Regions from separate parts of the Mus musculus genome. Here all the other regions are linked to region 2. Evidence: chromatin loops called from intact Hi-C (ENCODE). Cell type or tissue: left cerebral cortex. All regions are shown on one strand. Region 1 overlaps Bcas1 (breast carcinoma amplified sequence 1). Region 2 has its middle 25 kb from the start of Gm17619. Region 3 holds the start of Zfp217 (zinc finger protein 217).

What was found. Peaks named below come from ENCODE experiments on the same cell type or tissue, not always from the same donor. Only the 100,000 strongest peaks of a DNase experiment are listed, where the experiment ranks them.
Region 1: a loop joins it to region 2, with 2.4 times the contacts of the local background. A loop is called at or near these places in 5 of 42 quality-filtered maps.
Region 3: a loop joins it to region 2, with 3 times the contacts of the local background. A loop is called at or near these places in 20 of 42 quality-filtered maps.

Annotation. Positions count from the first base shown.
Region 1 is chr2:170,339,118-170,347,117 of GRCm38, reverse strand. It overlaps Bcas1 (breast carcinoma amplified sequence 1), which reads left to right. Exons shown (of 13, transcript NM_029815.2): 13 at 1-127. Among named protein-coding and RNA genes, the nearest start is that of Gm39999, 5.5 kb to the right of the region's middle. In left cerebral cortex, a CTCF peak has its summit at 3,778 (motif pointing right); DNase peaks (open chromatin) are centred at 1,409, 3,005 and 3,772; H3K27ac peaks cover 279 bases.
Region 2 is chr2:170,214,613-170,222,612 of GRCm38, reverse strand. No RefSeq gene overlaps it. Among named protein-coding and RNA genes, the nearest start is that of Gm17619, 25 kb to the right of the region's middle. In left cerebral cortex, a CTCF peak has its summit at 3,948; DNase peaks (open chromatin) are centred at 3,106, 3,733, 3,918, 6,515 and 2 more places; H3K4me3 peaks cover 1,792 bases; H3K27ac peaks cover 2,052 bases.
Region 3 is chr2:170,126,707-170,134,706 of GRCm38, reverse strand. Zfp217 (zinc finger protein 217) reads left to right here and starts at 3,487. Exons shown (of 6, transcript NM_001033299.3): 1 at 3,487-3,659. In left cerebral cortex, a CTCF peak has its summit at 3,607; DNase peaks (open chromatin) are centred at 1,304, 3,284, 3,401, 4,527 and 1 more place; H3K4me3 peaks cover 3,127 bases; H3K27ac peaks cover 1,171 bases.

The sequences.
Region 1 (8,000 bases), 120 kb before region 2:
CTTGTACAGAGAACTGAATTGGACTGTGAATCCATTAAGATGGAATTGCCAAGTACCATATGATTGACTGATAGTCATCTGTATTGTACCTTTCTTTTCCCAATTTAATAAAAAAATATTACATTTTAGAAAAGCTTTTGATTCTAAACTTCAAGTGCAGCTCGCTGACAACGCTCTCTACAAGGGCTGCGTCTTTGTAAGCAGCTGGAAGACAGTGTACACTATGAATGCCCACACACGTGTCCAGATATACTCTCACACACGACTCTGTGTTCGTGAACATTCATACTGCAAACTCATATAGGCAGGAATACATTGGTGTGCACATATGATCAGTTCACAGCCTCTGCCCTAGCAAACCAGGTTTGACCTCCAGTCTTTCATAAGCCAATTAAAAGAGCCAAATTAATATTAAAAAACAGATTCTTCCATGTGGCCACACTGGGAAGAGGGAGAAAGATTCAAGAGTCTCTCCTGCCTCCCACAGGCTGCCTTCAAGGTCCTTCAAGTCGAAAACAGGACTGCATAGCCAAGCAGTTCAGCCCAGGGGCGGTTCCCTGCTCACCTCTACCTCAGCTCCAAGTCTCTCCTAGGAGCAGTGATGCTCTCTCCAGTAAACTCCTCCTCCAGCCCTCTCCTCCCTCCCTCTCCATCCCCCACCCCCACCCCAGGGCTTCAGCCTTTTCCTTCTCCTCCTGGGGTCTCCTGGGGAAATTTTAACTTTCTGAGATTGGTTGTTTCCATAGTCTATAGTCAAAGAGGATCGCGGGTGTCCCTTTAGAATATATTCATTCTTGCCAGACTAGCAAATTTGCACACACACACACACACACACACACTGGCAGGTTTTACACACACATGCACGCTCATGCACACACACACACACACACACACACACACACACGCACGCAGAACATGAGACTGTCTCACAGGGGTCAGAAATAAACATTGCCATCTATCTTGTCCTAGCGTGAATGAGAGCACAGGAACCACACCTAGGACAGAACAGACTGGAAAACTGGTAAATGTATCCAGAGAGCAGCCATGTCTGTGAGGCCCCCAGATATGGAGGAAGTAAGGCAGTGTGGCCTGGGGCCTGGGGCCTGCCAGCACACTGACTGGATTCTGGGTTTCAAATACAGATCAGCAGTGGTTTCCTTTAAGCTAAACTTGTTTCCTGGATCCTCAGGACCTGATTTGGAAATCACTGTCTGTTCCTTGCCGGGTTCAGAGTCCCGTACCATGCTAGAAGGTTTTGCTGGAAAGATTGGGGTAGGGTGCTAAAAGCACCTTGGGAAAACTGGAAGAGGGGGAGAAGTGGCCACACTACCCAGTCCTTCTGAGTTGACACCAATGAGACCAGCCAGCTGTCAGTTCCTTTGTCTGCAGATCCCTGGGGGTGACGCCTGCTGTGACCTTTTGCCAGCCTCTGGGCTAGCTCAGCCTGTAGAGGAAGTTGGCCAGTTTCACCTTACAGGGCACCGGCGCCTCAGGCTGAGATGAGAGACATTAACAGGCAGGATTGGGAGGCGCAGAAGCAGTGGGGAGTGACTGACTCTGGCCACCAGGCAATAGCAACCTCCAGTTTCTAAATTGGGATGGGAGAGGGGTTGTCTGAGAGAAGCTCAGCAAAGCCCCTCCCGGGTGTTTATTCCTGGTCCCTCCCTTCTCCTAGGCTGAAGAAGAGGGCACTCTTAATGAAATTGTGGTTTGCTTTTGTTTTTATGAAGGCCAGGAAATTTAAGCCACAAACTCAGTGATTTATTGCTGGGACCGTAAACCCAGCTGTAGTTTAAGAAGCAAGTTTTGTGCTTCCTGTGAAGGTTGCGTTTTCCGTTGCAATCCTTTCTCTGATGCAGAGTTCACTAACTGCCCCAGCAAGGCACTCCCTAAATCGCACAGAAAGTTCACAGGACAAAGAGGGGGCAAGAAACTGAGAGCTCGGCCCACAGAGCCCAACCAAGCTCTGGCAGGTGGAGTGAGGAGTGAGAAGCAAACCTGACAGGCACCGAAACAACCCAGAATCCTAGCCCCAAAGAAAAACCAAGTAAAGACGTGCGTGCGGGAGGAGAGGGACAAAGGTGCCCGTTGTCACCATGAGTCGGTTAATGATTCGCTGATTTGTTTGTAGGTGCTCAGGGAAGTGTCTCCTCTCTCTTGCCAAGAAGACGTGCCTTTCCCAAGGATGGAGCTAGTGAGATGAGATGCCCGGCATTGTGCGTGCAAGTTACACACACACACATGCAAGTGCACACACACACACACACACACACACACACACACACACACGTGCATGCATGTTCTCAGTGATGCCTCCCAGTTCCTGCTGACAGAAATTGTTTGCCTAATATCCATAAAAGAGTTCACTCAAAGGAGCAGTTGTTCCCAGCAGCCCGAGGCCACTCTTGGATTCATCCTGGGGAGGGGGGCGGGGGGGGGGGAAGGAGCCACAAACCTAAAGAGCTGCCAAAAAATAGGAGGGGAAAAAGAAAGCCAGAGAGAGACTGTTTTGTTTGTAGCTCATTAAACACAGGTCTCTCTCTCTCTCTCTCTCTCTCTCTCTCTGTTTCTCTCTGTTTCTGTTTCTCCCTCCCTCCCCCTCTTCTCTCTCTCTCTCTCTCTCTCTCTCTCTCAATCCCTACCCCCCAAGCACCATGCAAACAGTCAAACAATCCAGATATAGTCCAGACACACACACACACCCAGAGCAGTGGGGGTCTCATTAGATTTTAAAAGTCCAGAACGTACCCCTCTGGCTCCCCCCAAAGTCCCAGAAGAAGGCTAGGTGTCCACATCCAGGACTTGCAGGTGTGGTCTCTTCTGTCCCAGAGCCCCAGCCAGGTCCTGGAGCAATAAACTGGAGCTTAGGGTGTAGCTCAGAGCTACAGTACTGGCCCAGCACAAACGGGGCCTTGTGTTCCATTTCCAGCGGTACAAGGGTGGAGGGGCAGCAGCGTGGTAATGAACACAAATGGAAGAGAAAATCCTTCCCTGTCCTGCTTGTGAGGAAGGAGAGGGAAAGGGCAGCAGTTACCCACTTTCCCACGGTGCAAACCCCAAGATTAGGGCTGGGTTGCTGACGGGGCTCAGCTTCAACCACTCTCGGCGTTCTCTTTAGAGCCCTTAAGTAAGCAGTTTGGCACAGTGTGCAGAGTCGGGTTTGTCCCTGGTCAGGACTGTGTTTACTCTGTGGATTGTGGAGCAGCGTGGGCCCCTGAAAGACTGCCTGTTAGCAACAAGGGGGGAAAGGACAGCAAGCAACGTCCAGACATTGATTCTTCAGTCTGTAGTGGAGGCAGAGACACTGGGCCAGGGGTCGATTCTCCAGAGGTTAGACTGTTTTTTTGTTTTTTTTTTTGGCTTCTGTGTAGCCACCCATAAAGCTACCTCCCGCTCCTCTGCACCCTGGGGCCTCTCACTTGCCAGGCGGAAGCCAACCACATGATTTAACAGAAACCAGGATACAGGTCACGCTGCCTGACAGGATCGCACACACAGCCTTCTTGATGCGTTTATCTAAGTTTCAGCTGTGTGCCCTCTCCCCTTCCCCCCTCCATTCCCCCCCTTCGTCCCCCACCTCCCTGCGCGGACTTTAAGTGTTTCCTTACATCTTCTTAGGAGCTGATTGGCAGGGACCCTGTGTGCATTTGTTTCAGATTTCCAAATAGGTGCTTCCTGACAAAATGGCCCCAGCTGGCAACTATTGCCTTTGAAGGAGCTCATGTCTTGGGAGTGACACCATCATTCAAACGCCTTTTACGTAATCCGACCACATGGGGGCGCCCAGGAACTGGGTTCCGCAGACTGACCAAGCTGCTTCCGACTATATTGCCTACCCAGGAAATTGAACCAAGAGTCTGTCTGTTGACTAACTTCCAGAATACTGTCAGGTTTCACTAAGAAAACGGGAAGAGTTGAGAGAAACCGGGCAGGTCAGTTGCTATCTATGATCCCCACAGCCCTTCAAACAAGGAGGAGCCAGGTGAGATTTCTGGTCCTTTCTGTCCCACCTTGCAAGAAGCTTTTGGGAGAATGTGTGGTTGCCAAGCATTCGAGCAACCTTTGACTGCTTCTATAATTTCCCACAACCTGCGCCCCCCCTACACACACACACACACACACACACACACACACGTGCACGTGCACGCGAGTACGCATGTTATCGGTCGGGTGAATTAGCATCTCTGCTTCCTACTGTAATAAGGAGATAGCGATAGTGGGCTTGCAGTGATCACCATTAACAGTGCAGTGGGTCTCACACAATCAGTACTCAGTAAAATAGCAGCCATTCCTGCACAGGAAAGCCGGAGTCTAAGAAACAGAAGCCCCCTATTCCCATGAACAACTAATACTAGCCAAAAGGGTATTTATTTATCTGACGCATGGTGTTTGCGACAGCCTTGGCTTTGGTTCTCAGAGATTGTTCTGACTTGACAATGAAATGCATCCTTACATATAACAGGTGTTGTGCCACAGCCTGGCTCTGGTCCCGAAAGGCTTTGCTCTGCCTTGTTCTATGGGTTAACTTTGGACTACAACTAGTGACAGGTGATAAGTGCCCTTCTAGGCAAGGGGATTATGGGATTATTAGAATCAGTTTCACCTGACTGTTTGAGTGAACTCGGCCTTGAGAAGGCAGCTACGATGACTACAGCAGCTGACAGGAATGCCCAAACCAACCACGCCTATGAAGTTTCTGCTAACAGGACCCGTGTGAGCCAAGGCTCAGCCACCACAGCACCGTCGTTAGGCGCTGGGCTTCTCTAGGTCACTGCCTCTCTGTGCTTCATAGACACTGTCCGGTGGTCTAGCATGGGCCTAGCAGGTGCTCAGTGAATGCCATTTGAGCTGCTAGATTGATGGGCCCACTAGGCCTGAGAGTGGGTGAGCATATGCGCCGGTGAGCTTCGCTCCGCTCCAAATGTTTGATCATGCTAATCACATCTATGTACCAGGTGGCCAGCTCAGGGGCTCTCGGTCGTTTGTCCTGAACCAGCAGATGCCGCACTGACAGAGAAGCTTAATAGGGATACAGGGCCCTCACACTCTAATCCAGACACTCTGACCTAAAGTCCCCAGAGCGGGACCCAGCCACCGGTGTCCCTAAGGAGCCTCCAGGCAGTTCCAATGTAGGAGAAATTCGGAAAACCCCTGAGAGACCACACCACGAAGCACCCACTGGGTGTGTGGTCTGAGAATGAAGATACCAGGAGCTAGCATGGACCCTCACTAGAAGTCAGGTGCTGTGCAGTCAATACTTTGTTTACTCCCCCATTTTACAGATTAAAAATAACTGAGCCCAAAGAGAGTAACAACGGTGTTGACCCAGGCTGAAACCCAACCAAAACCATTACTTTTATGTTTCAGAGACAGAGTCTCAAGTATACTGGGCTGGCTTTGAACTCATTACGTAGCCAAGGATGAGCTTAGACTTCCGATCTTCCTGGCTCTGCCTCCTGAGTGTAGGGATTACAAGCATGTGTCATTGTAGCTAGTTCATGTGGTACTGAAGATCAAACCTGAGATCTTGTGCATGGCAGGAAAGCCCTCTGCTACAGCCCCAGCCAGGCCAACATCTGCTCTTAAAAGCCTACAGGAGATGCAGGAAGGAATGAGAAAAGTCGTGAGGACCGTGTGAGGATGTGACATTGTGGGACTGAGAGAAAGCACGGCTCCAGGCCGCTTGAGTGGAGGGTGGCCTTCACAGAGGGAACAGTTGAGCTCATCCAAGAAGAATGAAGAAGGCTTGGCCAAGGGTTCCCAGAGGAACAGGGAGTGCCGAAGTATAGAATCCTCCCAGAGTGGACGGTAAGTAGTTCAATATGGCTGGCTGGGTAGCGTGCCTTGGAGGCCAGAGGCCAGGAGACAGCATAGAACTGATCTTCCAGGATGTGAAGGAGTCCGCTGTAAGAATCTGAAGCTGTCTATAAGCTGGCAGTACAGTTTCTGTGGCAGAAAACATCTCAGCGTGAGGACGACTCTGATCCCCAACAGACACCCACAAACTCTCTCCTCTCTCTCTCTCTCTCCCTCTCTCCCTCTCTCTCTCCCTCTCTCTCCCCTTCTCCCTACAGGTAGCCATAGAAGGTGACATAATTAATCTGGCATTTTGGTTTCAAGTAAGGTCTAATAAAACACAATTTGGGCAATATCTGCCAAGTGGCTGATTATCCATCAGATATTAATCACAAAATACAGCACGTTCTTTTTAAGCTTAAGTAACAACTATAAGAAATAGCCACTGGATATTTCTGGAGAGATGGCTTGGTAGTTTGGAGCACATACTGTTCTTATAGAAGATACAAGTCATGTTTTTAGCACCCACACAGGGCAGATCACCACTGCCTGTAAGTCCAGCTTGAGAGAATCCAGAGTCTTTCTGTCCTCTGGGGACACTGTACTCATGTGCACATATAAACCCATATACAAACACATGAACATAATTTTAAAAAAATCTTTGTATATAAAACAGATATACCCACTTAGATAAAACCTTTCAACGAATTTAACCATTAAAAAAGATACCTACCAGGCTGGAGAGATGGCTCAGGGGTTAAGAGCAATGACTGCTCTTCCAAAGGTCCTGAGTTCAATTCCCAGCAACCACATGGTGGCTCACAACCAGCTGTAATAGGATCTGATGCATTCTACTGGTGTGTCTGAAGACAGCTACAATGTACTCATATAAGTAAAATAAATAAATCCTTTAAAAAAAAAGATACCTACCAAAACATTCATTTATTTTTTTATTGTTTGTTTTTGTTTACTGTTTATTTGCAGAGACAGCCCTGGCTGTCCAGGAACTCACTCTGTAGCAGGAAGGTTTGCTCTGTTGCTATGTATTATAATGCTAAATTCTTTACCAGAGATCTAGGCCTGTGACTGAATTCTGTTCACATGCTTTTATTATGCAAACCTTGTTCCTTAATTTAAAATTATTGGTTAAAATAAAATTGACTACAGCCAATGTCTGGAGAGATTAGAGGTAGGTGGGTTTTGAGTTACCTGGTTGGGATGGAGAAGAGAAACCAAGAGGAGGAGAAGGAAAAAGGGGGTGGGGGAAGGAGGGAGAGGAGGAGGAGAAAGAAAAGGAGGAAGGAGAGGAGGGAGAGAAAGAGGAGGAGAACGTGGAGGAGTAGAAAGAAGAGGGAGGAGGAGGAGGGAGAGGAGGAGGGGAGGAAGCTGTCGTGAGGGGAGACTGACCATGAGCATATATGGTCAGGGTAACAGCAAGTATCTGGGGCACACCTCGGGGGAGGTACCAGGCCAGCAGTTAGAAAAGGAGGTTAGTGGTTACCCCTCCCACGCCCGAGTAATTGTCAAAGCCAAATAAAATAACCACAGTCTGAGTCTCATCTATTTGTAGATAGTCAGTGATAAGCTCAAGTTGGTCCTACTGCAACGCAGACCAGGCTGGTCTCAAACTCACAGAGACCCACCTGCCTCTGCCGCCTCAGTGCCAGGATTAAAGGCGTGTGCCAACACCACCCGGCAAAACATTCATCTCTAAGTGCCAGTGTTGGTTGCAATCCATCAGCCATCTACCCAGTTGATCCATAGTCCTGAGAGCTTGAACGAGTTGGAGACTGTTATGGTTTGTTTATGCTCGGCCCAGGGAGTGGCAGTATTTGAAGGTGTGGTCCTATTGAAGTGGGTGTGGCCCTGTGGGTGTGGTCTTTAAGACCCTCATCCTAGCTGCCTGGAAGTCAATATTCTGCTAGCAGCCTTCAGATGAAGATGTAGAACTCTCACCTCCTCCTGTACTATGCCTGTCTGGATGCTGCCATATTCCCACCTTGAGGATAATGGACTGAACCTCCTTGTACGAGTTGCCTTGGTCATGGTGTCTGTTCACAGCAGTAAAACCCTAAGTCAGAGACCTTCATTCTTCTGCTGAGCTCTTCTGTTGAGTGGGAATGATAACAGCTGAGAAGCAGAGAGGACGGGAAGCCACCTGGGACATGAAGGCTCAGTGGACTGAAAGTTATCAAAGCCCAGCA
Region 2 (8,000 bases):
TGTGGGAAGCTACGCCTAAGTTGTTAGTGGCGGCTTTCAATCTTTTTCTGAACCTGGGATGAAAGAATTATTCTACTCTGAAGCAGGCAGGAGCTATGGAACAGGAGATCCAGGGAAGGCTGACCCCTGAGGGACAGCCACTTCCTTTGTTTTTCTGGAGTCTGTCATGCCCACGTTCGGAGAGACATTAAGAAAATGGCTGGGGAGAAGAGCAGGCATTTGCGGGGGCGGGGACGGGGGCCCCGAGATTTTACTCTGAGCAATGCAGAAAGCAAACAGACAGAGCAAAAGCCAACAGAAGAGCCAATGGTACGCTCATACCGTCACTTAACACAAAGTTAATTTAACTGGTTTCCCCTTTGGAGTCAGGCATCTTGGGGCCAGGTGTGGGGAAATAGAAGCAGAAAATGTTCAAGGTGTGCAAGATAATAGAGAATTGACCACAGCACGGTTTAGGGCAGCAAAAGCTGAAAGCCCACCAGAGGGACGTGATGAAGGACGAAAAGGGGTAGCATTCAAAGAGACACCTTGCCATTATTTAAAACGATCAAGGTTTTCTACCACGAAGACAAAGGATACTTGTGTAAAATCAAGGTGTCTGATATACACTAGTGTGATCTATAAGACCCTGAAAGAGGGCACAGAAAACTGCAGCCACTGTCTGTGGGGGAGGGGAAGCTCACACTGGTGTACTGCCCACCCCCTCCACCCTGCTGCTCCAGCCCCCACCCCGCTTAAGCTGGAAGCTCGTTCTTTAAAATATATGTCCTGAAAATTGTTTACAATAGACATTTTCTTTTTTATTTAAGGGTAAAAAAAAGTTCACAGCCATGTGTTAAATGAAACCAGTGAGGTATTTAAAACTATGCATATTCATATACATAAAACAAATAATTCTTTAAAAAAAAAGACTGCATTTAGGGAAGATTTCTGGAAGGAAGTATCATGCCGTCAAGTGGTTACTAGCCATCTCCACTTTGAACTTTCTAATGAGGGTGAACATATACTTTTTAGAAGTGCTTAAACTAAAATGATCAAATGAAAAGAATAGCCTAACGACATCAGCAAGTGCCATCCCACGAGGATCGTTCCCCTGCCCGCTTCCTGTACGTCGCAAATGAATTTCTGTTCCTTGCTTCCTAAACGTGGAGTATCATTCATTATCATCCACATTGGAATAGCTCTCTCTCTCTCTCTCTCTCTCTCTCTCTCTCTCTCTCTCTCTCTCACTCTCATGGGCCCTGTCTGTCGGTGCCTTTGTTCCCTGCTGGCTCCTGGAGAGGAGGGAGACCCTGAGGCTTCCGGATTGTAACCCCGCAGCCTCCGGTTTGCGCTCCTGACGTGCATTTGAGCAGCACTTGAGCGGCTCCATTAACCGGAGTGAAGTTGCTGAGAGATAAAATGCCATCTTGCTAGGTCCATTCTGTTGCGTCACCATCCTGTTTTAGGTCACGTCGGGTCGTGTGGCTCTCCGATGGGGGCTGGACCAGCAAACAGCGTTTAGAAACAGGATCTCTGTAAACGCCTTCTCCCTCCCCAATTAGCTCTTGGAAGCCCTCTGTTCCATTTTCTTCTGCCTCAGGCATGCGTAAAAGCGATCAAAGGGGAGGAGGGAGGAAAAGACACTTGTGAGATTGTGTTAAAAAAAAAAAAAAGTCTCCATGTGTTTGAGAGAGACTCACTTCGCCAAGCATTTACTGCAATAAAAACACGATTTGCTAATGAACATGATTCGTGTGTTCTGGGATTGATAACAGATACAGAAGAGCAGAGCAGTCGTGATCGCTGCTGTGGGTATAGTTTTCAGGCGAGGAAATACGGAGAACCCAGTTTATAATTTATTGAAGCCACGGCAGTTCTGGGCTGTGCTCGCTTCTGGTGTGCCCTTCTCTGGTTTCCAGGATGATGGTGTACCGGGAGCCTCCTTCTTGCCCCACAACTGTGCTGGAGCGGGGGAGGGGGGGGCGGGGGTTCGGTTCTTAATTTATCTCCTCATGAACTGTTTTCTCAAGGAGGCTAGGGTCAAGTTTGGAAACCAAATTTATGCAAAGAGGGATTGTGACATACTAGAGGGAGGATTTGAAACTCGAAGGGGGGGGCTACATCCCAACTTCTCTGGAGAAGCAGGAATTCCCAGCTCTGTTTTGATCACTTGAAAATGTCACAGTTTAGTTTACAGGTATTTCTGAGGGATCATTTTTGATGCCTTTAAATTTAGGAAAATACTCAAATACAACCAGAATTAAGTGTCTCTCAAGATGGAAAAAAAGGGGCCTACTGGCTATTGTCTGACCTCCCCTGGGCCTGATTGACTAGTAGAAATTGCATCTCCATGGGAACAGATAAATGTCTGCTTTTCATGTCATGAAATAACCAGCTCGGTCCTCGGAGCTTCACCAACCTAGCACTTTATCCGGGCGGCTGTGAGCAGAGTCTCCCTTTTCATGTTCAGCCAAATTATCTGCTAGAATCTCTTTTCAAGCCTAAGGAGGGGGAAAAACAGAGAAGGGAGGGAGGGAGGAGAGAGAGAGAGAGAGAGAGAGAGAGAGAGAGAGAGAGAGAGAGAGAGAGAGATCCCCTCCCCCTTCTGCATGGAGTTAATTACTGTATTTTCCTCGGGGAGACGGAGGAAGAAGACACCCGCTGAAATAACACGCAAATGATGACTAGCATGTAGTATCTGCCTGTTCAATAGCTGTGGGTGATTTTTAAAAAGGAGGCCGGCCAGCGAGTGCCAAGGCGACCCTGAGAGGCTGGTCCTAGGACCCACTAGGTTTTGTTTATTTGTTGTTACACTGGGACTTGGCTGTGGAGTCTTAGGCAAGTGGACAGCAACTGTTTCGCGCTGGGGTCTGAGAAGTAGGGTGAATGGGAATCATGGGAGAAGTCGCTGGCGAGCCTCAGATTATCTGCCTCCCACCCCCATCCCCAACCCCGAGCCTCCAACATCTGCCATTTTGACTCCCGTCTCTGGTGCGGCGCTCTGTGCCCGCCACATTGGAGGATAGTCTGAAAAGAGAGCCGGGGCTTTCTCTATCCACGTTCTAGACATTTCGGCTTCTGTGCTTGGTTAAAAATACCACCAGAAGCAGCATCTTTTTATTTTTTTCTTTTTTTTTCTGATGATACTGCAAGATTTCCAACCCACCTTTCTGCGTCAGAGGGAGAAGGAACGAAGAAGAAACATCAAAAGGAAGAGAGCAGAGGCAGGCTCCCTCCCGCACAAGAACAAACTCTTGTGGGGAAAGATATCCTAGACCGATGGTTCTAAAACCAGGCGCCAGAGCGCGAGCGGGGAGCGGGCTCTCTCTTTTTTGGGATCTATTTACCCTCTCCTGTTATTGTGTCTTCTGTCACTGAAACTTTGTGGTTTGTTTCTCTTTTCTTCCTCTGCACCTCCACCCAGACAGCCAGCAAGTCTGAGCAGGAAATGACTGAAGACTAGTGAGCTGCACCCCCACTATCCCCCACCCCCACCCCACCCCTCACCACCCACCCCCGCCCCCTCCCAGAAGAATCCAGGTGAAAGATGCCTGCAGGAATTTGAAGATGGTGTGAGCTCGGCTCCGTGCTAGCACACTCCTAAGTCTGGAAGGCCAGTGGTCTTTATCTGGCCCAGCTGCTGCTGATGCGGAGATGGGAATGCACCCATCCAGTGTGTGAACACTGCGCCCATTGTACCCTGCCGAGCTGATGGATGCCTGAGTAATTGGCATGGAACCTACTCTATTAACAGTACAGACAGATATGTGAGCTAGCTGAATCCCTCCAACATATGCCGGGCGTTAGCCAAAGGAGTTTACCATTCTGCCAACATCCCGGCCATTCGGCACATAATTAGGCTTAAGGGTTCTATCACTCTGCCGGGGATCAACAAATAATGGGGAATTTTAGCACTTCCTCTGAATAAGAAGTGAGGAGGTTGTGGTAGTCTCAGTCTAGCGCTGACAGAGGGCAGTGTTGACCATGTGGGGGCGGGGAGGTGGTGGTGGATAGTTTGAGGCAGAAGAGAGTGGGGCTACACGTGCTCATTTCAGGAGATTTTAAAATTAGGGGTGTGTCTTTATTCGGCTCTTGTGTGTGTGAGTGAATAAGGAGGATATTTGTCACGTCCTGCTGGATGTTAGTGTCTTAAAGGAGAACGTGCCACCGTGGACTGACATACAGAGAGAGGCCATTTAGAATGCATGTGTCTGCATTCTGCAAGCCTCCGGCCTCCACACAATGTGCCACGGCAGGCACATGCCCGTGCTCACGCGCATACACAGCTAGGCAATGTAATTAAAAAGAAAGCGTTTAAGAAAGGTAAGGTGGGGGAAGGGGGAGGGAAGGAAACAAGGAGGAGGTAATTCTATAAATTAAAGGCATCGCATAGTACATGATTCTCTTTTCGCAACCATGTGTATGTATCTATAATACACACACACACATATGTATCCCCCTCGTTTTATTTGCTGTTGCTATGACAAGATACTCTGACAAATGTGACCAAGGGAGTGACTTAGACAAAGTTTCTGTTGATGCAACAAAGCACCTTGATTGAACAGTGAGTGGGTATGGAAAGGGTTTATTTGACATACACTTCTGCATTGCTGTTCATCATTGAAAGAAATAAGGACAGGAACTCACACAGGGCAGGAACCTGGAGGCAGGAGCTGATGCGGAGGCCATGAAGGGACCCTACTTACTGGCTTGCTTCCTCTGGCTTGCTCAGGCTCCTTTCATGTAGAACCTGGGACCACCAGCCCAGGGATGGCCCCACCCACAATGGCTGCACCCTCCCACATTGATCACTAATTATGAAAATATCGCCCAAGCTTGCATACAGCCTGATCTCATGGAGGTATTTCCTCAATTGAGGTTCCTTCCTCTCAGATGGCTCTAGCTCGTGACAAGTTGACTTAAAACTAGCCAGCACACCTCCCACCCACTCCATAACCATAGCCCCTTGTTTCCTGCTTCCCCATTGCTCTTGAAATGTAAAACAAAAAAACCCCACTATTGCTCTGTCTTAACTTCTCAAAAAATGCAACCTATAACCAATCAATCAGGGAGCTGAAAACAACTGGAATTCACAGCCTAATAATTTCAGAGGACGGGAGTTCGGAAACAAGGTGGTAGAGCCACAGTGCCCTAGAATCTTTATGGAAGTGTTGTTCTTTGCCTCCTAGCAGGTGGTGGTCCATCTTCCACGTTCTGGGGCTCCCTCACCTCGAGTCTGAGCCTTTAGACCTCATTCATTCTACTTCGCACAAAATATGGGTGTCTTTTACATGTTTAAATCTATTGTCACTATGTGTGTGTATGTGTGTACGTGTGTATATCTATACGCGTGCATGTGTGCATGCAGGGTAGGGACAGAATACAAGTGTACCGCGTGCATGTGGAGATCAAAGGTCAACTTCTTTCCACCTGTGCTGTGTGTCCAGAGATGGAACTCAAGTCACCGATCTTGGGGCACAAGCACTTTTACCCACCAGGACATCTCACAAGCCCTTTTTATCATTGTTATTTGAAGCGTCTCATGTGTGCCAGGCTAACTTGGATGGATCTGTGGATTTCACTATATAGCTGAGGCTAACCTGTCTTCAGACACACCAGAAGAGGGCATCGGATCCCATTACAGATGGTTGTGAGCCACCATGTGGTTGCTGGGAATTGAACTCAGGACCTCTGGAAGAGCAGTCACCCAACCTTGAACTCTTGATCCTACTGCCTCCCTGTGCCTATGAGCTGGGATAACAGGTAGAAGCCACCATGCTTGGAACAAAACCTGGTGGTGTCCGTTTTAAGGGCCTGGTTTGCAGGTGTGCCAAGAGTACTGTGTGCCTTCTGTCTGGACCGTCTGGGGGAGATTAAGCTCCCAATGAGATGAGCACGTCATGGAACTCTTCATTTCTGCCCTTCCTCCTTTTAAAAACTAAGTCATAATCCACCCATAATAACACGTGCCCTTTTAAAATTGCATCCATTGTGTGTGGCACTCGGGGCATACGAGCCAAGGCATGTGCATAGCATTTAAAGGACAATATGTAGGAATTGGTTCTTTCTTCCCACTATGTGGGTTCTGAGAATCAAATTCAGGTCGCGACCTTGGCAGCAGGCACCCTCACTCAACTGAGTCATCTACTGAGCCCAACTTCACCCATTTAATTAAAGTGACCAATGTCACGGGCATTGTAGAATGTTCTGAAAACTGTGAGACCGGCACCCTTTCCTGATTCAAGTCCCTTCACCCCAGAAAGAAAGCCTGTGCCATTGCAAGCCTTTCTCACCCCCTCCCTTCCTGGTCCCAGGCTACTACTGGTTCTCTTTGTCACTTTATGTCTCTGCCCACTTTGAACATTTCTCACCCCCTCCCTTCCTGGTCCCAGGCTACTACTGGTTCTCTTTGTCACTTTATGTCTCTGCCCACTTTGAACATTTCGTTCAAAGGAATTATGTAATGGGTGAGTCTTCGCAGCTGGCAGCTGGCTTCATCCTGATGGTGTGTTCTCAGCACTGCACATGGCCTGTGTCACTTTTTCCCTCCTTTTTATTTCCAAGTAATATTCCATTAGGTGAACAGTCCGCCTCTTTATCCACCTAGTAACAGGCAGCTCAGACTCTTTCTGCCTTCCAGCTTCTCAGGAGAAACTCTCTGAACACTCGGGCACAGGCTTGTTTGTGCAAGCGTGGAGGCATTCAGTCGTCTTGAATTCATGCCAAACTGTTCAGTGGCTGTGTCTTCTGGGAATTTGATGTTTCATTTACTCACTCATTCATTCATTCATTCATTCATTCATTCATTCATTGTTCATTCATTGTAAGCAAACCAAGGATGTTGTGCAGGATAGGCTAATGCCGCCCACTGAGCTATGCTTCCCACTGGTCCGTGCTCCCCACTGAGCTGTGCTCCTCCCTTCTATGTTTCAATTTTGAGTTCTTATTCTACTGCTTTTCAACATGGTGGCCACATTCTTGTCCTCCAGGCAATGTGGGATTTTTAATTTCTCTACAACTTTTTTAGTTTATTATTTCTGCCTTTTATTATAACCCTTGTAGTCAGTTTGACTTATATTTTATTTTTCTTTCTTTCTTTTGGTGGTCGACTTATTCCATTTTGCTCTGTTTTGTTTTGAGACAGGGTTACACGGAGCCCAGGCTAGCTTCAACCTTCCTGTGTAGCTGAGGATGGCCCATCGCCTCTGCCTCCTCAGTACTGAGGTTACAGTCGTGCACCACCAGGGTTTTTCTCATGGGCAGCTTCATGCCCATGAGGCTAGCTCCCCTCCAGCTACATCCTGATTTCAGTCGAGGGCTCACATCCTCACCACCAAGCTAAAGCTGCCCACACCCACACCACTGTATCCTTCCCTGCAGGAAGTACTGTATCCCCTTAGACTGCGAGCCAAACTAAATGTTTCCTTCTTTAAGCTGCGCTTGTCACAGCCCCTCTTGATCTTTCAGCTGCCAGCTTGTCACCTGACAAGCCCCCACCAGCAAGTGTCAGGCACTGTAAATGTGCATTATAGTAGGTAAGTCTTTTTCATTTATTTAGATTTTATTATTTGACATGTATAAGTGGTTTTGCTTGCAAATATGTGTGTATATGCACCACATGCCTGTTTAGTGCCCTCGGAGGTCAGAAGAGGGCTTTGGGTCCCCTGGAACTGGAGTTCCAAATGGTCATGAGCCACTCTGTGGGTGCTGGGAATTGAACACTGGTCCTCTGTAAGAGCAACAAGTGCTCTAAACCACTGGGCTATCTCTTCAGCACCTACCTCTCTCTTCCCCCCCCCCTCTTTATTTTAAACAAGTCTCACAGGCTGGCAGGATGGCTCAGTGGGTAAGAGCAATAACTGCTCTTCTGAAGGTCCTGAGTTCAAATCCAAGCAACCACATGGTGGCTCACAACCACCCATAATGAGACCTGACACCCTCTTCTGGAGTGTCTGAAGACAGCTACAGTGTACTTACATATAACAATAAATAAATCTTAAAAAAAAAAAAAAAAACAA
Region 3 (8,000 bases), 88 kb after region 2:
AACTTGTGCAAAGGGCAGATGTGCTTAGAATCAACTGGTGTTCTCAGCCCAATCAAGGTTGATTTAGTCAATCAAGTCGGATTATATCTCAACCTCTATTTAAATTGAGCTTTGCGCTTAGCCCCTCCCTTCTTGGTTTGCTTGTAAAAACCAGCAATCACATCTCCTCCTGTATTGTTCCAGGCCAGGTGGACTGGCTGGCTCCTAGGATTTCCAGGTCCCAGCACCGCCTTCCCTCCTGAAAGGTAATTTCTGCCATCTACTTTTCGCTTCACATTACTGGGTATTTTCAAAACGGATGGCTTCCATGGGGTTGAAATTTAGGAAGGGAAAGTGGAGTGCCCTCCCTCGGCTTTGTTATCTCTCCTTAACTTAGTGTTTTCAGTCTAAGGAAGAGTGTTGCCACTGCCTCCCTCTCAGATGCCCTTTGTAGTTTGTAAATGCAGGTTCGGACTAACTTTTTCTGTTTCCTGCTGCCTGCAGTTTTTCTGGTTTTCCTGTCCTTCACACTGAGTTCTTTTGAGCGTCTGCGCCGTTTCTGCAGCAGCTCCGGGGATTTCGTTTCCAAGCTGTTTCTCTATATCTGTTCCACAGTGAAATAAATACTTGGGAAAGACTGTACATTTCATCTGCACTTCCAATTAGGACTTAGTCTCAAGAAAGATAATTTCTGTAGATGTATATACAGAAAACCAGACTTGCTCTTGTTTTTGTTAGATTTTCGGATACAGGAAAGGATCTGGATAGAAAATCAGATGTTAGTTTAAGGAAGCGGCCTGCTAACACTAAGATGAAATCAGAGATAATGGCGAGTGAGTTTATAAGCGCACTTTGGGAAATAGGTCTTGTGTGTGTGTAGGGGGGTGGTGGTGGTGTTTTGGAACTGTGAAAAAGACGAGAGGTGGCTGAGGTTTGTCGGGTACAGGATGTGGATTGGGACCTGAGTTTGGCTACACGTGCAGATCCCAGCAGCAGGGACGGAAAAACCGGGTCCCACTCTGCGTGGCTGCGTCCTCCGGCACCTGATTCCTTTAGAGGTAGCGCAGCCTGGGAAGTGAGTGATGGCGAAGCTGGGCTCCGCGTGGGCGGGGCCAAGGCCGTGGAGACCAACGTTCGATTTTTCAGTTTCCACTTCGCCCAGGAGTGGGGAGTTCTTAGCTGCTTATTACGAAACCAAACGTCCCTCGGGTTCTTCTGTGACTTTCCGACTTTTAATTGTGTCCCAAATCAACGCGAGGCACGAGCCTCCGCATTCTAAGGCAGGAATTCCGATCTCTCCATGTCCCTTGGAAAACACGGTATGTGTTTGCAAGCTCAGCCGTCACTGGCAGAATTTTGCAACGATTTCCCAGTTTTGTTGGCACGTCTCCAGGAGGGAAGGTTCTTTGTAATTCTTTGCTCAGACATCAGGATCTCATACAAACCTCTTAGCAGATAGATCAGGGAAGGCAAATCCCTTTCAATTTTAAGAGCTACAACATAGTAAGTCCCCCTCCCCCTTATTTGTGGTGGTGGGAGGAGAGGGATGAGAAACAGTAACAGACCATCTGATGCCAAAATGGCTTAACAGAGTATGGCTTTGTGAGGGCATGGAGAACCGCCCCCCCCCTCCCTTTCTTCCTTTACTCTGAAAATAACTCAGTAGCTACAAGGTCTGAGAGCCCGAGTCTCATTGTTCTTAGCCAAATGATTGTTTGTCAAAATATTTGATTGTTTCCCTGTTGCTGCTGAGACGTTTGGACTTTCCTTTCTGTCCCATCTCCACACTAGGGTTTTTAACTATCAGCTATTGTGTTTACAGTATTCAAGGCTTCAGAGTGCAAAGGTTATCCATTAACATGGGGACTGAAGCTCAACCTCTATCCACTTTACTTGGTCATAGTTTTCTTTGTTTTATAGCAAAGCTCCCCTCCCTCGTTTTTTTTTTTTTTTTTTAATTTGGGGGGGTCAAAGTTAAATGAAGTCTTCTGCTTATGAATGCTTGCTGAGCTGTTGCGTTTTGATCGTGAATATTTATAAGGCTTTAACCTTATAAATATTATAGTTTATGATATTTATAGGGTAAATATAATACTTTAGAGAAAGATATTAATCTGTGGTGAGAAAAGGAACCCTAGTACTAAAAATGATCAATATCTTCTGGGCTTGGATGAGAATCAGGGCTGGCTTAAGGATCTACTTCCAGCGATGCTAATTAATTGTGAGTAAGTAATTGATTCACTTCCTTTGAAAAAAAAGACTAACGAGACCATATGTGGGTTGGTAGTTCTATGTAAAATGACAGCAAAAACATTCTACAAGGCAGGTTCTTGCCCCTTGCTAAGCTGTCTTCTTGAATTCTTCTTCCTATTTATTAAGGACTGCGTTGCTTACCAGTTCCGGTCGGTTCTTTTTTGTCCCGTTCCCCCCCAACCCCCACGCTTCTTTTTGATTTAGGAAATGGGTATGTATGCTTTTCTTGATGTTTTCCCACTTTTTGATACACCGAGGGCCAGCTTGAAAAAGAAACAAACAAGTTGACTGTTCGGTGTTAAGCAATAAATCTATTTTACATTTGAGTTCATTTGCATTTTGGAGCAGAAAAATTATTGGATGTGATTGTGGCCGCCATAGTTCCTCCCTGGGGCTTGCTTAAAACGGGACATCAGTCCCAGGCCTTTGGAGTCAAACCTTTTCCTGTCTTATCTTCTTTCATCTTTAATACGAGTCAGGAACAAAACAGAAGGGAAACGCTTTAAGTGAGATGGGCATAAAGAAGTGTGTGGTTTTTGTTTTTGAGCACACTTTTAAGCCTAGTTTCACTCAAATGAATTTCTCTGCAAACTAAGATTTATTAGGTACCAAGTCCAAATTCAGATATGAAACTATAATAGAAACACAAGCCCAGGGTGTTAAGGAAGAAATAAAAAGGCTTTTTGAAGATAACAATTTAAGAGAAAATTTATTCTTTTTAGGTCTCGGACCTTCCTCACATTGACTCTCTGAAAGTGTTAACCTTCACAACACCTCAGAACACCGCTATCCTGTGAGCTCCCGAAGCCAGTGGCAAGGTTGGTTTATTTTTAAATTTTTATTATTATTATTGTTGTTGTTCGTGATTCTGGGCGACCGGGGAGTTGGGCAACCGGCCCCTCCCCTCCTCTTCCCTCCCCTCCCGGGGCGCACCTTGCAAGGGAGGGGGAGGCGGCGAGGGAGGACTGGCTGTGCGCCTGCGTGCTGCGTTTGCAGCCCCCCCCTCCATCCCCAGAATACCTGTCACTGGAACCGCCCGGGCGCGAGCGCGCCACGTTAGGCCGGATGGCGGGACACGGCGCGGGGCGCGCGTGCGCGGGAGCCCACGGGGTGGGAGTGGGGTGCGCGCGCCGCTCCGCGGGGCTCGCGCCTCGGGGGGTCCGAGGGGGGCGTGGCCCGCAGCGGTGGGCGGGTCGGGGACGCGCTTGCGCACACGCGCGGTCACAGAGGGGGCGTGGCCGGGGGCGGGGCGTCAGGCGGCGCGGCCGGGGGGGAGGGCGCAACAGCTGCTGCGAGCACTTTCTGCCCCAACAGTCCCCCCGCCGGACGCCGGCCGCCCGCCCGCCCGCGCAGGGACCCCGCGCCTGCACTGTCCCCGCGCGGACGAGTAGGGGGCGCCCGCGCCGCTCCCTCGCCCCGCGCCGGAGGTGAGCCCGGCCCCCCGGAGCCTCTGTGGGGGTGGGGGTCCCGGCGCCCGCGGCCGTGGGAGGCGGGCATGGCGCGGCCCCGTCCCGGTCCCCGCGCCGTCGGGGCTAGCGGCAGACGCACAAAGGCCGCGCCGCCTCTGCCGCTCCTTCAGCCCCGCGGCTGGGCGGTGCAGCCGGACGGCCGCAGGTAAAGGGGCGCCGGGGCCGCGTCCCCACGGCTGCGGCCGCGCGTGGGGCTGGGAGGGACGGCCGAGACAATGGCCTGCCCGGCGCGGCGTGGCCGTCGGGGGTCCGGGCCCCTGCGGGAGCTGCGTCCTGCCAACCAAGGAAGGTGTTCGGTTTCACTCCCAAACTTAGAACGTCCCGCAAACTCCCGTGGGAAGTTCGTGCGGGTTGGCGGGAGGCGGCACCGCACATCCGAGGGCGCCGCCCCGTGCGCCTCAGTTTAGCCTCAACGCGAGCGGGCGCGCAGTGAAGGGCGCCCCCGCCTCAGACCCTCGGCGCACGGGAAGCGCATTCTTGGGCGGGGAGGGTGGGGGTGGGGACAGCGGGCGGGGATTTTTCCCGAAAGGTTTGCTTCCTGAAGTGAGCCGAAGTCCCGGGGGCCCACTTCTGGGACCCCCAGTGGGGGCCGGTCCGCACTCACACAGTAGTAGAAACTTTTAAACTTTTTATTGTTTGGGTCGGGGGCTCGGGGTGGTCGTTCCCAACCTTAAGGGCTGTGTCCTGTGAGCCTTAGTTTCTTTCTCTGAGAAACAGGCATTCCTGAGCATGCGTTGATTAAGGGGCACCAGCTTGGGGTCCAGGGCTGTAGGGCACCATGTGTACCCCAGGATCCCGTGGCCAGTTTCCTGGTTTGGGATGGGTTGGAGCCATTAAGTTGTATGTTTTAAGAGGCCTAGGTCTGATTTAGTTCAGGTTGATTCAATTATGTCTTCATCCCTTTTGAGGTGGTTGAATAACTTGACATGAGATTAAGGCCAACAAAAGAGGAGGCAGGGTAGCCACAGCTGCTGGCCATGCCTGGCAACTAGGTAGGGGCCTCAGGGGGCCTTTCACCTCTCTTTGTAAGAGAAAAACGTCCACAGCCTTCTTGACTACTTTTCCCAGAGTAAATCGACCACCTTGGTACCAAATTGGATATCAGATGTTAAGTTTTTGTTTCGAGAAGGATTAGTAACAGGTCTAGTTTCAAAAAAAAAATTTTTTTTTTTTTTTTGTAGTGACAAGTGCAGAGAACTAACCTTACTGCTTTCTGTCTGGGGAGTGTATCTATCAGACCACTAGTTGGTGCTTAGTTACTGTGCTGAGAACTTTTAAGGTGTGTCCTTACTGGTAGATGACTTTTCCCCCTCCTGCTGGAGAAGTCGTATTTATTTTAGATACTGTTTTTTCAAACCTGTGGAGCCTGGTGGTATATTTAGGCTATCTGGTTATTTTGGTTTTAATTTTGAATCCTGATTTGATTGAGTCCCTCCACCATGCTGCCAGCTTTCCAGTTATGTAAGTATAAAATCCAAGAGGCAGTGACCTCTGAAGACTGAGTTGTGGATAGTTAGCATTAGTCATCCCTGGGAACTTCCATATTTTGGCTCTTTAGACTGCACCTTGGTCTGTGTGCAGGAGGAGGAAGCAGGGGGAAGACCTGACTGGAGGAAGGCCACGTTTCTTTACTCCTTTCATCCTCACTCCATCTCCACACTTTGCAGTGTGATTTCCTTTAGTGGGATAACTGGCAGATTGAAAAGATCGACACTCCCTGATTGTCTTGGCTTCGCATTATCCCCTTTCACTTCTTACTTTAAAAAAGGAACTAAGATACCACTTAGAAAAGTTTTCCCTTTATGCTGAAGAATCTATTTTAATAATAGCTCTCTCTCTTTTTCTCCCCTCCCAGGTGGTAGGGGAGGGAGAGGGGGAGAGAAAGTTCTGACTCTGGCTTCTTCACGGGGGAGGGATTTGCATTTTCTTTGTTAGCCTCCATTTTTGGCAGAGAAACTTGGGGTGGATAGGAGCCCCTAATCCTTTCCAGTGGGCTTGTTTTGGAGGAAATCTGAAAATAAGACATAATCATCAAGTCTCTTATAAACTGATGAAATAATTGAGGCCTACAGTGGCCCTCGTGACTCAGGCTCTGTCTCCTGGCAGATAAGTGCTAATCACTTTTCTCCCTCAACATCACTTGAGTAGGAAATGCTGTTTTGCCACAGCAGGGCTGCCATCCCCCACCCAGGAGCCCTCTTCATTCGGAGCTGCCTGATTAGAGCTGGGGTTCCAGATGAGCTCCTTTTTCACCTTATCAAATGGCAGGCTTTTCCTCACTCGTTCCAAACATGATATTGGTTGACAAGAACTTTGGAGTAGTTTTAATGACCCTTGACTGCCTAAAACACAGGACGTCATAAAATATCTGCTGTGTGACTGCTGTGAACACAGATGACTGGGGCCTTCAAGTACTGCATAGGAAGCTGGGTTTCCAGGCGGCTAGAAAAGCATTATTCTTCGATTATTCAGTCTCATGTATGCTGTGTGGCCTGCATTTTGGATTTTTGAGGTCACTAGCTATAATTTGTTTTAAATGGCTGGATCCTGATTCCTCATTGCAGTTTTAATTCCGTGGCTATGTGTGTAATTAATAATCTGGAAAGTGGAAGCTGAGACATCAAAAGTGGCTTTTCCATCTTTGGAATCAGAAAGAACAACTTCAGGCAGTTTGGGTAAACTGTTGACTATTAGTATCAAAATGTAGTTAGTAGATCACAGCTGAGCGTATGGAATCATTTCTAATTTAGGGTTATCAAAAAATAAAAACCTGGAGGACCAGCTACTCAAACTGAATTAAAGGATTTCTATCCTAATAAATATTGTGAACCAGGATAGGTTTAGCTACAGGCACGAAAGCGAGCTGTGAATGTGGAGGAGCCTCAGATCTCACACTTCACCTCCTGATTTTTCGGGGAATGGCTGTTAACTAGTTTAAATGCTCGTGGAGGAAGGTGTATTATTACACAAGGGAAATGTCTTTGGCCTTGCTGTGTAGGGCAAGTCTGGTGGAATATCACTTAATGGCCTCCTTGTGGGGGCACTGTAGAAGGAGCTGAAAAGCTGGCCTTTCAGTTAGGTGATCTGGATTAAGGTTCTTGGCCAGCCAGTAATATAGCCAGGCAAATTTGCAATGGTATGCGGGCCAAAGGGTTTTGAATTCAGACCACGAGGGCAGATAGAAATCTTGCCTTGAAGGAAGTTAGTGGGGGATGGGAGAGGGGTACACTACCATTTTCTCCTAAAACCTCCTTCTGATGAGCAAGCTCAGCTCTTGGATATGTTTAGCTTCCACAGAAATGGGGGACTGTGTGTGTGTGTGTGTGGGGGGGAGTCCCTGTTAGCCAGCTGCTACCACAGATTACCCCTTTATGCTGTGCTGCCTGAAGAGCTTCCACTTGAGCGCTTGTTGACTGCAGCTTTCTAAACAGGCTGTTGCTTCCTGCCCAGGCTGGCAACATTAGGAGCTACTAGAAATTTGGGGCCAGTTTGGTAATTTTATGATAAAGGTGAGAAATAAATTCAATGAACCTGGCGAGGCAGCTGAGCAAAGGTGTACGTGCAGGGGTGAGTCCTCTTCCTGGCTTTGTTCTTTAGCATTTCCAGTTGACTTTGGCCTGCCCACCCCCGGGTCAGGCTGGTTCTCTTCAGGGTGACTGTGGTGATGGTTCAGATCTAGGAGTGCTGAGTGGCCAGGTGGCTGTAAAACAGTTATCATGGGAAGAAGTCATTTGTCTGACACTCTGGATGGTCCAGTGCTCAACAGGACACCAAGCAGTTTTGGTGGCAGTTTTTATTTCCTAGTAGTAGATGATTTAACTCTTAACATGTAAATCTTTCCAGCAATGAATGGTCTTATTTATTAAAAAGAGGTTTTACTTTTATTTAGTTTGAGATGCAAGCAGGTAACTAGCATTTATTTAACTTTATGGTAAATGGAGGAAGGGGCAGTCTGAGGTTGAGGACAGTGCAGCCTGGGCGTGAAGGGTATTTCTGAGCTCGCTTTTTACTTGAAGTAGTTAAATTGGCTCTGATTTAGACTCTGCCCATTTAACCTTGGGCAGAAACTTGGGAAAAAGTGGCTTAGTATGTAGTTCTTGGTGCCACATAAAGGGCTTACAGTTTGATGATGGTGTGCCTGTGTGTGTGTGCGTGTGTGCATGGATGTGTATATGTGTGTATTTATGTGTACAGATGTGCCAGGAACATGGACACTGAGTCACTGTAGTCTCTAGTGTTGATAGCCTAGGTAAGTGTGGGGTTTGCTCCTTTAGGCTCCTGAAACCCTTTCCCTCTATG